Linked DNA regions of Homo sapiens: region 1 is linked to region 2. A link is a loop called in an ENCODE intact Hi-C map of the cell type or tissue named here. Cell type or tissue: Caco-2. All regions are shown on one strand. Links, peaks and the distances in the headings refer to the core of each region. The heading gives the core; the rest is flanking DNA. Region 1 has its middle 130 kb from the start of LINC00433. Region 2 overlaps LOC105370307 (a long non-coding RNA gene).

The links. Peaks named below come from ENCODE experiments on the same cell type or tissue, not always from the same donor. Only the 100,000 strongest peaks of a DNase experiment are listed, where the experiment ranks them.
Region 1: it touches region 2 in a loop (8-fold over the local background); 2 of 110 quality-filtered maps call a loop at or near these places.

What each region holds. Positions count from the first base shown.
Region 1 is chr13:88,403,562-88,408,958 of GRCh38, forward strand. No RefSeq gene overlaps it. Among named protein-coding and RNA genes, the nearest start is that of LINC00433, 130 kb to the right of the region's middle. In Caco-2, for the core only: no CTCF peak of the experiment used is centred there; a DNase peak (open chromatin) is centred at 2,390.
Region 2 is chr13:89,063,812-89,069,208 of GRCh38, forward strand. The region is part of intron 2 of LOC105370307 (a long non-coding RNA gene); the gene reads left to right. Among named protein-coding and RNA genes, the nearest start is that of LINC00440, 170 kb to the right of the region's middle. In Caco-2, for the core only: a CTCF peak has its summit at 3,232; no DNase peak of the experiment used is centred there.

The sequences.
Region 1 (5,397 bases), core at 298-5,297, 660 kb before region 2:
TCTATGTCTTGTTAACAAGTGTTTTATTTGCTCGTATCAAAATCCCCTTCTGTTCAATCTCAGTAGATGCTTTCATTGAAAACTGATGGATATTCTCCAGTGAATGCTGAAGAATGCCAGATAAACACTATTTTCGTAGACAGAATCAATTTTCAAACAATAAACTTTCAGGAAAAGTAGAGTTTATTGCAGTAAGTGTATGCATACTTGATAATTACTTTAAAATTTTACTTTAAAATTTCTTTTCATTAGCCACATGAAGAAACCTCTGGAGAGGGGAATGAGTTTCACATTTTCATTTCACTTCAGATTTAGGCTGGCCTCATCCTCTAGCCCAATGATAAACACACACCTTCACAAGTAGGGCAAGCGAATACATCCAGTATTATTCTAGTAGGGACACTATGCTTCATTATAGGCCAAATTTTAATTTTTTATGTAATTATTTTTAATTGCAATAATTATTCATTTATCAAAAGTATATCTTCTTATGCTCTAATCTATCTGAAATGTAACTATTACCTTATTTTGATAATGGGCACCATAAAAATATGTAATACTAATATTTCAGATGGACTAATACACAATGCAGGACCTCTGGAGAGGGGATGTTTTATGGACCACCTAACATCAGCTTGGGGGAAAATCATAATTTTAATGATTTATCAGGGTTACGTAAACTGTACAACTGTTGTTGGAATGCAAAGGATACAAGGATAATAATAATACAAGGATTGACACAAGGATAATATGAAAGGCAAACAAAATAATATCAGAGTATTTCAACTAATACATAATTGTAAGTATGTAAGCTGTCCCCTCTGCTGGCCTTCTAAAAATAATTTTATCTCAAAGCACAGAAAATTAGTAATAAGTTGTAGCCACTAAAAATATTGTTATATCCTATTTAAACTCCTAGCATTTAAAAAATATTCACAAATACGTAAACATTTAAGTGTTGTTTTCAGATATTGTCAATATTCCACCGATGATTACTCTGATGCCTTTCTCATTTTCATGCACATGGACTTCTGGTGTGCTTTCACTTCCAACAGCCGGAACTTGCATCTCCTTACCAGACCCTTGCCCTAGCCTTCCATATCGCATTACGCCCCTCATCTGTGTACTAAGAACCTTCGGTGACAGGGAATTCATGTCTCCCAATAGGTATCCCGTAGACAATAATAGATAGGCGATGAGGTATAAATCTTCTGGCTTTCTTGTTCCTGATTACCACAACTTATGTAAGATCTATATTATCTCCAAAACTCCAAAGCTTCATTTAATCAAAGTTACCACCTGTGGAAACTTGCTTGATATTGTGCCTTTGCCTGAGCTCCTTAGATTCTTACTTTCTCACTTTCTCACTCTCACAGCACCCCACCTACCTCCTGGAATATTTCCTATGCACTTCTGCTTAAATTCTTGTTTCAGCGTTTGCTTCTAGGAAATCCAAACTGAGACATCTGGTTTCCAATGTGGTTCTAGGTAGCAGAGTCTCAGGATAGAATTCTCGAGTTGAGTCTTCTTTGGCCAGATAACAAAAGGGGCCACGGCGTCCATAAAAGTAGAGTATTAATTATTCATGCTATATGGTAGCATTATTGTAGCTAAGAAAGCCTGTAGGTAATTGGGATGTGATTCACATTGAAGGAAACCTAATAGTTTCTAAAAAATATCTACCACTAAACAGATATGGGGAAAAATAGTAATTTAAGACATAATGAAGCTGGGCACAGTGGCTTATGCCTGTAATCTCAGCACTTTGAGAGACTGAGGCAAGAGGATCGGGCTGGTTCAAGACCAGCCTGAGCAACATGGTGAGAACTTGTCTCTGTTAAAATAAAATAAAATAAAATAAAATAAAATAAAATAAAATAAAATAAAAATTAGCCAGGTGTGGTGGTACACACCCATTATCTCAGCTACTTGGGAGGCTGAGGGGGAAGAATCCCTTAAGCCTGGGAGGTCAAGGCTGCAGTGAGCTGTGATCATGCCACTGCACTTGCAACAGAGCAAGATCCTGTCTCAAAGCAATTTTTTTAAAATTGCAAATTTATTTTTTCCCTTGAGGTCTAAAAAATAAAAGATTTTGCATTTGTTGGTTTTGCTAAGTTCCACCGGTGCCCTGGAGGAAAACAGAGCTATCGAGCCAACTGTTTACCAACTCATGGCATGGTGAGCATTTCAGCTTGTCTTCATGGGATCAGAGACCTTTATCTCCAATACTTAGAGGCTTTGATCATAAGGCGAGCAGAACTAGAAAGAAGGGTAATATTTAAGCTTCGGCAAATCACCAGTGTCTAAGTAAACCAGGGGAGCTGTTAAGACATGTTTTTATTAATCTGGTCTCCTTATCAGTAGAGTAGATAAAACGCTGCTGGAAAAGTGGCGGTCAGGTGGCAGCACTAAACCACTAGATGTATGACAGAGATAATCACCTTAACAGACTCTGGGATCAAATGGAAAGCATGGGACATGACCTAAAGAGAATTATGACAGTGGCCAATTGATTATAGTGGTCCTTGTGAAAAATTAATTAATAGTCAAAAATGTCTAATGATACATTTGATATTAAAAAGAGAATGATTTACAAGGCTATCAGCTGCTCCACTGAAAAAAAATCACAATATCTTATATAGTATCTGAGATATTCCTCAGACCGGAGATAATCAGTTGAAAAGACTAATATTTCTTGAAGAATCATACCATGACACAGAAAATATATGCACTAATAATCCCTCCATTCCTTCTCCAAATGTGTGATCATTCACCTAAGTAACTGTAGACTGGGGAAAGAGAAATACACAAATTCTATAAGAGATATTTGACATTTTGTCAAAGTTACATTGATACTATGGATTGTCATTTGTGCAGAGGTATACAGAAGACAGATAGTAAGCAGAAGCCTGGCCAAAGTTTGTTTCTCATTGGTTCCAGTACATCCAAGGTAGCTAGTTAGCAGTGGCTCAGTATAAATTCAAAATGGATATATATATATATATATATATAACCTGTAAAATGCATTAATTTCAATTATTGCCACTTCTCAAGATTTTAAATTAAAAGCAGTGACATATATTGAGAAGCAAGGCAGAGATCAAAACCACTTTCACTGGCACAAAGATAAAGGGTTATTTGTGCTCGTCATGTCTTCATTTATTTGACATTCTAGCCCCTGGAAAAAACAGCTTATTGTAGATGATGGTATACCTCTGCAATCTTAATCAATACTCTCTGTGCCCTGATAGGTTATATGTTATGGATTTGGTATAGGTATTCTTTTAAAAATGTATGAGGACAAAAACATTCACTCATTTTGGACAATACTACAAATTTAAGGTATTGTTCTAAGGCTATACTTATTCTTCTGCCCTCTACTAAAATATATTCCAAAAGGACCTTGAAATGTATATACACCACATAAATATATTGGTTATATTGTGTCCATTAGACATGAAGAGCACATAGTGGTAAAATTCTAGATGTCTTTCTAAGATAAAATCCTGAGGGTGGAAAATAAACTCTAGAAAACATTAGTGATTTCCATAATGTATAAACTTTTAAGATTCTAGGAATGAGGAGGATGACAAGATATATCCTCCAGGCTGAAAGAAAAGTCTTTGTATACTGGAGTTCCTACACCACCACTCTGTGCTTGGTAAGCCAGTTTGGATTTTGGCCTACTTTGGGAAGTACTTCTCTGAATAATTATTGGATAAATTGAAGGCTGTCAGTGGTGAGTGGGTACAATCGCATATTCTTTTTGTTCTATGAGACCTCATATATTCAGTTGTGCTACTGGAGATAACAGTGGTAAATTGTGTGCCATTTGGAAACTGAAAGCTCTATAGCGAGTTGTAGGACACGAACCTAGGATTCAAGAACAAAACTGTGCTGTTTGCAACAAACAACCATATGTCATCTGCAAACTTTGAGTAGGCACAGAAGCTGTCTACCAGGTAATAGCAATGGTCAACCTGGAGTAAAGACTATTAGGTGCCAAGGACATAGAAAGTTATGGTACTAGATAGCCAGTGCCTCAGGTCATAAACATCTACTCAAGTAATGATGCTCCTTTAGCTTACATTTATGTGCCGAAGGGATTTCTTTAGAATCTGCTGATGGAGGAAAAATAGGTCCTACTTTGTGTATAGTTTACCTCAGCATATTTTTATGAGCTGAAAATGACTTTGCCAGAAAACACCACCACCAAGCATGGAGGTCCTTGAAAGAGGGGTGAGTGGAAATCTTCTAAATAACAGAGTTCAGGAGATGCACCTGGCCATCCACGGTGAAGAGTGATATAGTCTGAGATAAGAATATTTATGAACTCTTGGAGAATGGCTAATAGCTTAGCTTGTTGGTTTGGGGGCTTGGAAGGAGCAATATTTGAAGAAAGAGATAAGGAAGTCTGGGGAATAGTCATGTGGGTGGAACAATGGTACCAAGGTTTGAGAAAGGCTGAATCTCAAATTAATGCATAACCTAGATCACACACTTAAAAAGAAGCACTAACCACAAGGGGACAAAAATATTTATCACATAGATATTAGCCAGCCTCTATTCTCAGTGACTGAGCAGTGGGCTTATAAATTAAGTAGATGTACAGCTATGTGTAGGCCCAGCAACGTAGTCTTCCTCTCACCAAGGCTGATGTGGTTATTCCCATTACTGAAAATCTAAATTGTGAGGTATAGAATTCCAACACATGTCTCAAAGAAATCCACCGGAAGTTGTGTCAAGTTGTCAGAGTAAGGCTTTTCAAACTTTTAAAGGGCAGTAATTTATTCTGAACAGGGTCAATTTGTGTTTTTTGTAAGAGTTTGCCTTTTTGACTACAGAACACTGGAATAGCAGCACTATACAAGGACTAAGAGAATATGTCCTTTACGATCATGGGATCCCACACAACACTGATGCTGCACAGGCCAAAATATCTGCTCTTCAATGAGAATACGACATTGTGGGACCTACTGCTCATGCCTCATAGTAAATTACTTAGGGCTGCTGTTTTGATAGGACATTGGAAAGACCTTTTAAAGACATACCTACAGTGCCAATTTGAAGCTCCTGATGGTGATGCAAAGCAGGTGAACCCCAAACTGGGGCTTAGTCTGGAAGGGTTCTTTGTTTTACCCAGGATAGATATCAAGAATGAGCTGGTGGTAGAAGAAAATGGCTTTACTGAAGTGGCAGTGTTACAGCTTCAGTGGTATTACAGCTCAGGCAGTGTTATAGCTCCATGACTGATCCTGCAGAGCAGTGCAGCTACCCCATAGTGAGTATGCTGAGAGAACCAGCTCAGGGCAGTTCTGCAGAAATATGTAAACCTACTTTTAATTACATGCAAATTAAAGGGCAGTTTATGCAGAAATTTCTAAGGAAAGCGTAATA
Region 2 (5,397 bases), core at 262-5,261:
AAAAAAGTTTATATAGAGTGAGATTGCAACACAAGTCACAGTTCATCCCACAGGGAGATCTGGAGCTGGGACAGATCTTCAGATTATCAAGAATGGTGAAGAGTCTGAGATTTTACTGTATTTGCAAGCTAACAAGTTATTCCCTTACAGTTTTATTGAGGCTGGCAGAGACATGAGACTCCTTGGTCAGAGAACAAGCATTTTGCTATTCACAATGAACGTTATGAGCACTGGAATACTTGTGTCAGTTTTCCTTGCCAAGTTCCATGGGGCAATGCATTAGAAAAAGATGGATGGCTGCATATGAAGTAAGTTGAACTTAAGGAAATAAAATCTTATATACTGGCAATAAATATGCCTGTACATTGCTAGTGAAGGAGATACTATCTCTATCTTCCAAGACTTTAAATAAACCTTCCCTTTTTTCACAGAAAATTGTCCTATCTCTATCTTCCAAGTTAGTTCAATGTGCACATATCTTTAGCTAGTTAATGCCTCTGTTTGCAAGATGTGCAAATGAGATGGACTGCCATGAGGAATTGTCTCACCAAAAAGAGTTCTCATAGATGAGAAAAGGGGCTGGCCTTCGAAACCTTTTAATAACTAATCATTAGATACACACTGCCCTTTCAGCTGATTGAAATATCCGAGAGATACTCGACTGTGAGTCATTGACAGCTAACAGTTCTCTTGGCTAGGGGAATAGTAATTTGGTCTGGGAGCTGGGAGTCTTGTGTATTATCCTACAGCATGGACTACATGATGAGAACATGTCATTCTACAAACTATTATCATTTTGCCTTATCTTGTTAATTCATTAACCAAAGACCACACAGATATGTATCATCATATATCATCTGATGTTCCCTTTTATCTTTTTAATTTTATCCCTTTTATCTTCATTTTATCCTACTCACAGTTTGAATGCATGCCATTTAATTTGTAGATAGTTCTATTCTAGTGCATCTTCTTAGAATAGTTATTCTAGAATAGTTATTCTATTCTAGTGTGTCTTTTTATTTTGATAGTATGCAAGTTGTTAGAATAAACATTCTTTTCCTTGCTGCATCAAATAAACAGATGGCTGTTTTGAAACTGTGAAATATGAGCATAATTAAATAAATTCAGAGACAATCACGCGTTTACTTTTAGTTTCTAACATAGCTTTATCTATGCCTACAAATATATTTGATTTTCCAAATGATATTATCGACTTATTTTCATTTGTCAAATAGCTTAATCTAAACCAGACAATGAAATTTAATATGTTATAGAAATGTCTCACTGTAGTTGAGAGAAAAAATTACTGAAGACCCAAGTGTTTCTTAAAAACTTGGGGAAACTTCAATTTCCACGATTTTCACCGGTATTATATAACAGAGCTTCACAGTTACAATTTTTTTATTGCCAGATATGTTTGTACATTTGAATCATCATGGAGATGTTTTAAAAAACAGATTCTTAAATCAATAACAATTGAATATCGAAAAAGTACTCACATATTTTTTTTTATCAGGCCAGGAAGTATGTGTTTTTTCAAAAGTTCTTCAAGTAATTCTGATTATCAGTCAAGTCTTGGAAACATCAGATTACATGAATCAATCAAACTCTTATGTTACATGAACTATCATAACATACAGGATAATTTTAAGACCCTGTGTCAAGAAAGATCTCATAACATTTAAGACAAAAGGAGTGTCTACTTAGAAAATAATATTAATGATCATAAAACTTCTTGCCAAACGTTATCTAGAAAAGTAGCACCAGGGCCCAATGGAGGACATGTCCTATCCTTTAAAAAGATAAACAAGCAAAAAAATAAGTGGAGTTGGGGGGGCTACATTTTTATAAAATTGACAAATTTGGATAAATGTGAAATGGAAATATTCAAAATATTGATAATGTTTTCATTCATTAATTAGAGAAGGGCTGTTAATATAAGTAATGTTAAAAATTAATTCACTTTTGCTATATTCTTGAGTATTTCTGAGTCTGAATTAAAAAATAGTATTTACATTAATATTATTTGAAATACAGCTAGATGCAAAATATATATTAATCTAAGGCATGTTTATTATACTTCTACTATTTTTCTAGTTACTGAGTTAGTTACTATCAATACAATGTACAATATAAAAAATTCGAAAGGATCCCCTCATCCATTAAGCTAGACAAAAAAGGAAAAGGATTTTTGTTTGTTTTTGTTTTGATGTTGAGGAACTGACTTGCATAAGTACTTGCTTCATCCATTTAAGTCATTCTTAGATACTCCAGGGCAGGTTTCCTCAGAAACAGACTCAGAGACAGACAATAGCAGAAACTGTACTGAAGAGAACTTTCAGGAACATCACTATGATAAAATAAGGAAGTCAGTAATTTATCTTATTTTGGATTTTTTTCTCTAGACTAGATAATCTAAAATAAATAAATTCAGCCTGGAATAGGCTATAGGTAAGAGAGGCAATTCCATTTGGAGTGTGAAGGCCAGAGTCAATATTTTTCTGTTTTTTGATTTTTTTGTCAGACATATCATTATGTATTTTAATTTAGTTTTATTACGTTTAAAAACTGTCTCCTTTAAAAATACTGTTATGCAATTTTCTTTAAAAAATCAGACTAAAAATTAAATACATACACATATAAATGAATTAACAGCATGATTGTATAAACTCATGATATATTTTGTGTAAAAGAGACCTTTATATTATTTGAGATGTAAGGTAATTTACCAATTTACCTAATGGAAATATTTGATTGAAAAGCACATTAGAATATTTGTTTTTTTCCCCAAGAATATACATATTTGTGTATGAGAGATTTTATTAAAGACTATAAAAATTGAAATAAGAATTTTGTGTTTTGAAAATATTTTATATAAATAATAAATAATTGTTTTATAAAAATAAGAAAATTTTAAATATTCTGAGCAAAAGAGAATATTTTAGAAAGAACAAACATTATTATCTAAGATCCACAAACCTTCAGCCAAAACTAGTCATAAGTTTAGTGTAGCTATGCATTAGATATTGAGAAATCATAAAAATTTAATAATGAGAAATTTGTATTCACATTTCTCTGAGTTAATGATTCTCACTAACATATGCTATGATCAGGTAGTCTTAATTTGATATTTGCAATCATTGGCATTTAAATATTTTTGAACCTACTAAATACAGCCTACTCACAAGTTACGATAAAACTTCCTGCTTGGGTCAGAACTGAGGTTCCCTTCTGACTTCATGGTGTTAGGCAACACTGCCGCCTAGAGGTATTATGATTATTCCTAGTGGACAAGGTTTCTACTAGGAAAGGCTCAGAAAATAAATGTATTTACGCTTAAGCAATGTTAAGAACATGTTAAATGGATATGTAGCTACTTTATGTGACGTGTGAGATATCTAAGAACCCTATGAAAGAAGAAGTGGAAGTTTATTAACAATCGGAGTGCAAGCAAATACTGACAAGTACATGTTCTTAAGAAGTTCTGGTGAAAGTTGAACCAGGTTTGACTGTCAAAAGAAACAACGGCTTCTACATTGTGTGACTGACGTTGGGAATCGCCCTAATCGACTACTCCCTGATATGATTGTGCATTTTGTAAGGAAGGAGTCAGTTCTGTAAAAGAAAGAGCTTTCTTAGTATCAGAGTTTGCAACTTTTATGCTGCAACTTTACCTAAGGAGCAGTTTATCAGAATCTGGAAGGCAATTTATCACTAGATCAAAAGTGGAGAGTATCAGAGGTCAGTGGTAGAAAAAAGTTTGATTATCATTCAAGAGGAACACGAGGGTAAAATAGCAAAGATGAATAGTGGAGAAACTTCCACAATTGCAGGTGATGGATTTGTTTTCACTAGGACAATCCATGCCCAAAATATGTAAGAGAAATAATTTTTCATTAAGATTTACAGATGAATGGCAATTTTCCAAAAATGTTAACCTGGTTAGGGTAGTCTTGGAGAATATTCACTTTTTGACACCCAAAATAGAAAAAGTTCAAAATGCTGAAATTCAGCATAATACAAAATGTAATAGGAAATGTCTGTAGCTGATAGTCGATGGAGAAAAGGAAAGAGGTTACTTATTTTCTCAGAAGCATCACTGTGATTATTATTATTATAAAGTTCCCTAGAACCATACTGAGAAGTGGGAAATGTCCAAGGTCTTATTCATTATTTTAACATATACATCCTAAGTGTCTCCTACCTGTGAGGCTTCAAAAGGCAAGCAGACACATTATTTGCCCTATGTCACAGAGGAGATAGTAAATGAAACAATTAAATATTTTTAACTTGTCAAATATTGTTAGTGTTTGAAGTAAATGAACATGGTAATGTAATGTTTTGTTACCTCTGAGAAGTTATATTTAATTCTGAGACTTTAAGAATCTGAAGTCTAATGAGTGAATTAGGCAAAGGCAGACACTCAAACGATGGCCTAAGGATGGGAAGCAGATGAGAATTTGGTAAGAAGTGACAGAGGACCAGTGAGATTGGAATATAAGAGGGCGCTTTGGTTGACTTCGCTGAAGTTACAGTTCTAAACTCTCAGTTTTTTAAAACAATGAAAATTACTTGTAGGATTAAATATAGATTAAATGTAGAAACTAGGTCAATTGTATGTCTGATCCAAGATAGAGGCCTACTGTAGCCTATGCTATGATACCCATCTCTTCCCATTTTGGAACCCTCACTGAAGGTGTCGACACTAAGTGAGAGATGATGTTCTCCTGACCAAAGAAGAAAGAAAAGACTAACCTGAACCAGGTAATCCCATTTGAAAACCTATTTAAACTTCACTGGGATGCGGTGTACATCATATCTCTCCTTCCTCCAACTGAAGCTAACACACAAAACCAAGCTCAATATTGGGGTAGTGAAGTTATTTTTTTATAAAGAAAAAAGAGAACAATAAACTGAAATAATAATTCAATCTGTCACAGATGGAGAAGGTGATATGTTATTTGAAAAGGTAAGCAAATAATATTACTTAGAAAGTTTTGAAGCTATGGAAAGATTTTACACTTGAAAACCAAAGATGGGTATTAAAGAAAATGGCATAATATAATTTACATCACAAAATAGTAACCCAGATTAACATGTGAAGAATTTATTACAGTTAGGCAACCAGAAGAGCAGAGAAACTTGTTCGGTGACTGTGAAAGCACCCCCAAAACAAGGCAGCATAAACTAGGCTAGTGAAGCTTGAAAAAAATAGATGAATTTAAGATATACTTTTAAACTGGAATCCAAAATATTTCCTGAAATGTGCTTGATAGCATATTTCTTGAAGAAATATGTTAATTATATAGATTTCAGATCCACTTCTAGGGCTAAATCCTAGAAAAATCTAAGGAATTGAAGTCATCAAGACCTGTTAATCTGGGGTTCATGATGTCA